2 separate regions of the Homo sapiens genome follow, and region 2 is linked to region 1. Evidence: read pairs that join two places in POLR2A ChIA-PET (ENCODE). Cell type or tissue: Panc1. All regions are shown on one strand. Links, peaks and the distances in the headings refer to the core of each region. The heading gives the core; the rest is flanking DNA.

Region 1 (2,905 bases), core at 240-2,739:
TGGGAGAAATGCAAAAGAGTATTCCAGCTTTGGAAAAGAATCTTGTGAAGTTTCTTATAAAGTTAAAAATATATTTATCAGGCCAGGCATGGTGGCTCACTCCTGTAATTTAAGCACTTTGGGAGGCTGAGGCAAGTGGATCACAAGGGTTCGAGACCAGCCTGGCCAACATAGCAAAACCCTGTCTCTACTAAAAATAAAGGCTGCAGTGAGCCAAGATCGAGGCACTGCACTCCAGCCTGAGCAACAGAGTGAGACTCCATCTCAAAGAAACAGAAAAAAAAGGAATATATATATATATATATATAAAAAATAGCCCAGCAATGCCATTCCTTGAGTATTAAGATAAACAAAAATCTACATCCATCTTGAAAATGACAGAAGTAGATTTTAAGTGTCCTCACCACAAAAAATGGAAAGTATGTGAGGTAATGTGATAAGTATGTCAGTTTAATTATTTCAACGTAGTCATTCCACAATGTATACATATTTCAAAACGTGGTACATGATAAATTTACACAATTTTTCTTTGTCAATTTAAATAATTACCTAAAAAGAAAATCCACACCCAGATAAAGAATTGAACATAAATTTTCACAGGAGCTTTATTCTTAATAGCCCAAAACTGGAAACAGTTCCATGTTCATGAATGGGTGAGTGAATAAACAAACTATGGCATAGCCATCAGAAACATTAGGCTAAAGGAGAGAAATCAGACACAGACCATATGCTTTATGATGATACTGATATGAAATTCTAGAAAAGTCAAAACTTTAGTGACAGAAGGCAGACTGGCAGGGTTCGGGAGTGGGAGGAGGGGATTGACTGCAAAGAGCCATGCAGGAACCTGGGGAGTGATGGAAAGAGTCTATGACTTACTCGTTTAGGTAGTTGTAGTACTGTCTGTCAAAACTCATTGAGCTGTGCACATAAAATTGCTGAATTTGATACATATGAGTTATACCTCAATAAAGAAAATACGAGGTCAAGCTCAGTGGCTCAGCCTGTAGTCCCAGCACTTTGGGAGGCTGAGGCAGGTGGATCACTAGGTCAGGAGTTCGAGACCAGCCTGGCCAATATGGTGAAACCCCGTCTCTACTAAAAAATGCAAAAATTAGCTGGGCGTGGTGGCGTACACCTGTAGTCCCAGCTACTCAGGAGGCTGAGACAGGAGAATTGCTGGAACCCAGGAGGCGGAGGTTGCAGTGAGCCGAGATCACGCCACTGCACTCCAGCCCAGGCAACAGAGTGAGATTCCATCTAAAAAAAAAAAAGAAAAGAAAAGAAAAGAAAGAAAATAGAATTAGCACTAGCAACAAAAATATAAGGTACTAGGAATTAATGTAATGAAATGCAAAAACCTTCATGAAGAAAATGATAAGATTGTGTTGAAAGAATTGGCAGGGACAGTTAATACCCAGCAAAGATTGCAGGTGATCTCCCACACAGCACAGCCTCCTCTGCAGTTACGCTGTGGCCTTGTGACAATGGAATATAAGAGCAAGTGATGTTCACTGGTGAGAGATGTAGTTCAGATGCGGGAATCTCATCTAGTTGTCTCTTCTTCTCCCACAATGATCTTGGAGAATGGGGGTTCAGTTCAAGTTGGTATCAGTGAGGAAAATGCTGCCTGGGCTGCACAGGACTTTACCCAAGCTGGAATAAACCTTTATTGTCTTAAACCTTGAAATTTGTGGCTCTTTCTGTTGGGGCTGTTTGTGCTCATTAATACCAAAGACATTAAAGAAGACCCAAATGTGGGAAGTTATACCCTGTTCATCCATGGGAATACACATTTCCGCAACAATGTCAATGTAATTTCAATCAGAAGCCCACTGGACTCTTCATGTACCTCAACAGATTCTAAAATGTCTGTGGTAGTGCAAAGAGATTGGAGTAGCCAAGACATTCCTTAAGAAAAAGCTGGGGGGCCGGGCACGGTGGCTCATGCCTGTAATCCCTGCACTTTTGGAGGCCGAGGCAGGTGGATCACCTGAGGTCAGGAGCTTGAGACCAGCCTGGCCAACATGGTGAAAACTCGTCTCTACTAAAAATACAAAAAAATTAGCCAGGCATGGTGGTGGGTGCCTGTAGTCCCAGCTACTCAGGAGGCTGAGGTAGGAGAATCGCTTAAACCTGGGAGGCGGAGGTTGCAGTGAGCTGAGATCACACCATTGCACTCCAGCCTGGGTGACAAGAGCAAGATTCCATCTGAAAAAAAAAAAAGAAGAAGAAGAAGGTGGGGGACTTACTCTATATCAACATACTTTATAAAGCTAGTGTAACTAAGACAATTGACTGTTTGAATGGGGATAGACAAGCTAATAGTACAGAATAGAGAGCCTCGACACAGACCCAGATATGATAGAGACGTGACATTGTATTGCATATTAATCAAGCCTCATTCAAGAAACAATGTAGGAAAAATTGGTTATCCATATGCGGCAAAAAAGAAATTGAACTACGCCTTCACACCACACCAAAGTCAATTAGAGTAAGGACTTAAATGTGAAAAGCAAAACTTCACTTCTAGAAAGAATATAGAACACATCTTTACAACATCAGGGTAAGATAGGTTTCTTAAGCAAAAAAGGCACTAAGGAAGTACTAGACATTAAATATATATATATATATATAGCCAAAATTGACCTCATTAAAGTGTAAAGCTTCTGTTTATCAGGGAACACCCCTCCAAAAAAAGCAAAAATACAAACCATAAACAGATATTTGCAATAAATATAGCGGACAAAGGATTTAGTTTTTCAAAAAGATGTGTAAAATTCTGACAAATCAATAAAAAGACAATAGAAAATTGGTCAAAATATGTGAATAAATATTTCTCAGAAAAGGAAACACAAACAGCAAATGAATATACGAACAAGCATCCAACCTTACTGGTAATTGG
Region 2 (2,905 bases), core at 257-2,756, 54 kb after region 1:
CGCCCTGCCTCTCTTGGAGCTCCCAGCGCAAGGCAGGAAAGTTAACTCCGGCTGGGAGGCAGGGTCAGGAGGAGGCATGCCTGCCACCGCGCAGGGCACCCACAGGATCATCGCTGTGGCCCCTTACCTGAAGTCACTGTAGGGGTGGATAATCCAAAATCCGGCCGACTTGACCCTCTCCTGTTCGCGCTCCACGGCTTTCTGGCTGCCGAACATCCTTAGGGAGAATTTGTTGACCCCGGGTTGGAGCATGGCCCCGAACTGGCGCTGCATGAAGCCGGCCTGGCCCAGGCGCACCTCGGCCTCCGGGAGGATCTGGTCGCCGGCAGCCGCGCCTCCCTCCACTTTGATAGCGGTGTCCACCGAGGGCTGCTCGCAGGAGGCGGAGGCCGGCTGCGGTGGCTGCTGGGGCGGCGGCGGCGAGGCTGCGGGCTGCGCCGAGGCGCCGGGGCGCTCGGGCTCGGCCGCCAGGCCTGGGGGCGTCCTGTCCTCGCCGGGGGACGCGTCGCCCTCGGCGATGAGCCGCCGCTCCTCCGCGGAGTCATGCAGGTGTCCGTGACTGCTGCCGCTCCCCGTGCCGCCGCTGCCGCCGCCCCGGCTGCCCAGCGAGGCCAGGCTCCCGCGGAAGCGCCTGCAGTCGCCGTTCGTGCTGGACTTGCCCGCGCCGCGGGCCGGCCCTTCGCTGTCCGCTGCCCCGAGGGCCGAGCTCCGGGACTCCGTGCCACCCGCGGCCGCCGAGGGGGAGGGCGAGGGCAGTGGCCGCAGCCGGATGCTCCTGCGGCTGGGGTCTTGGCGGCCCCCGGCCCCCTCCTCCTCGGCGTCCTCTTCCTCGTCCATGATCCACGCCTTGGCCCCCACCTGCTGCGGGAGGCTGTAGAGCCGCTTGCGCATGGACGGCGGCAGCTTGTCCATGGCGCCAGGGGCCGGGGTCGGACCGGGCCGGGGGCAGGAGCGCGGCGCCGCGGACGGGCTCCAGGTCCGCCCGCCGGTCAGTCCGCCCGTGGGGACGCGTCCTTTGCCGCCGGCGTGGGGGCAGCCTCAGGCGCCCATGCTTGGGCAGGCTGCGCGCCGCGGGGAGGATCCTAGTCCCGCTCCGAGTCCCCGGGCTCGCCGCGCTACACCTCCTCCCGGGCCCGGCTGGGCGCGGGGACCCCGCGCTCCCTTCTTGCCTCCCTCCCTCCCTCTGGCGTTCAGGGGCGCGGCGCGCCGCCCGGCTCCAGGCGCCCCGCCCCCGCGGGGAACAATGGGCGCCGGCCGGAGAGGCTCTGCGGCCGCGGCGCTCAGGGAACCGCTCCGGAGTGCAGAGCGCACGGCCCGCGCGGGTCCCGGGCGTGCGTCCCGCGGGAGGGCTGGCTGTCCGTCTGTCTCGCCGCCCGGGCTTTGTGGCTGGCCACCCGCGAGCTCGCCTCGCCTCCTCTGCCCCGGCCCGTCCGGCCCGTCCCGGGGCTCCCGCCGCAACCGAGCGGAGCCCAGCGACCCGCCGGGCTTACATCAGCGGCCGCCTCCCCCGAAGCGCCCTCCGGCAGCGCTCGGGCTCCCGCGCCCCGGAATATTCATGAAGCCGCCGCAGCTCGCGGGTTGCCATAGGAGCGGCTCCAGCAGCCGGGCCTGCCTACCTGGGCTTCTTAAAGGGGCAGCGGCGCACGGGCCGGGGGCTGGAAAGGGGCGGGGGGCGGGCCTGGCAAGGGGCCCAGGTTAGACCCTCGCTAGACCTTCGGGGCCGGGGTGAGAGGTATCCACACTGCTGCGCCCTTAAATCTCTTTCCTGGGCTAAGCTGGGAGTGCGCCCCAAGTCTGAAGCTCCGGCTTCAGTTGCGAATTCCCCATCCTAAGATTGAAGGGTGGGGGGTGGCTTCCCAATTTCTCCATCACCAAGCTCTGGGCTCGCCTTTCCCTGGCATTTTTGCCCCTCAGCTGGGTCTCCGACTTTCCTCTTGGGAGGCGACCGGGTTCGTCTGGATGCAGAGTCCCGGCCTTCCCGCAACCCTCCTGGAGAGGGGGCTTCCGGAAATGCGCCGCGTCGGGGAGGCTCCCACGGTTTTCCTGTGACATGGGCAGGGTGCGAACCCCGCGCCAGTCTTTCCCCTGCAAAGCCTCGCAGCAGCCAGGCAAGGAGGGCGTGGGGAAACAGGGAGACACGCACAGGGCGCGCGGGTGGGACCCAGCCCTTCGAGGTAAGACTTCGAGGAAATGCGCCGGCAACAGTGACGGATGCGAGATCCGAACGCCGACCTCCGCACGCGCCTCTCCCTCGGTAGTTCCGAGAAAGGGACAAGCCGGCTGCAGCGGGGAGCGGTTGGGCCGGTTCCTCGGACGCCCCAGCACTCTGGAACTGGCTTTGGAGCCCCTTCTCCCTGTGTTCCCATCCACATTATGACACCTACTATGTGGACCCACGCTGGGTGAGTTCCTGTTCCACCCAGTCCCCTACCTGCACCCCCAAGCAGCTGCACAGCCCCCACTCCCTTCCAGTCTGCAGCCCAGCCCCCTTCCCCCCAACCCCCGCCAAGGATCCAACTGTGTGTCCTCTCTCCCAGTCTCTCCCAGTGTACAGTGTCCGGGCTTATGGACAGATTTCACTAGCTCAGCCTAAGGTATAGCCCTACCCCCTCCAACACCATGGACAGCCTGATACCCCAGATTAGCTCAGAAATGGATAGGGGGACAGATTGGGCATTAAGGGGAGGGGAGTTGTCCAGAGAAGGCTGGAGCCGAGGTTAATGCTGGAGCGGACACACAGCAAAGTCTCACAGGAGGGAGGCAAAAAGGTCCCCTGGCTCTGCCATCTCTCTGAGGAATAACATCAAGTTTTTCTTCAAATGATTTTTTTACTCTCATTCTTAGCCCAATGTGACCACTTTCGCCTCCTCCATCCAGAGTAGGAATTTGGAGAGCAGGATGCGGG

What was found. Peaks named below come from ENCODE experiments on the same cell type or tissue, not always from the same donor. Only the 100,000 strongest peaks of a DNase experiment are listed, where the experiment ranks them.
Region 2: POLR2A ChIA-PET joins it to region 1 with 12 read pairs; 4 of 35 experiments call an interaction of 5 or more read pairs at or near these places.

The regions. Positions count from the first base shown.
Region 1 is chr15:73,313,635-73,316,539 of GRCh38, forward strand. No RefSeq gene overlaps it. Among named protein-coding and RNA genes, the nearest start is that of MIR12135, 15 kb to the left of the region's middle. In Panc1, for the core only: no CTCF peak of the experiment used is centred there; no DNase peak of the experiment used is centred there.
Region 2 is chr15:73,367,359-73,370,263 of GRCh38, forward strand. It overlaps HCN4 (hyperpolarization activated cyclic nucleotide gated potassium channel 4), which reads right to left and starts at 1,600. Exons shown (of 8, transcript NM_005477.3): 1 at 128-1,600. The coding sequence starts at 912. In Panc1, for the core only: no CTCF peak of the experiment used is centred there; no DNase peak of the experiment used is centred there; H3K4me3 peaks cover 575 bases; H3K27me3 peaks cover 541 bases.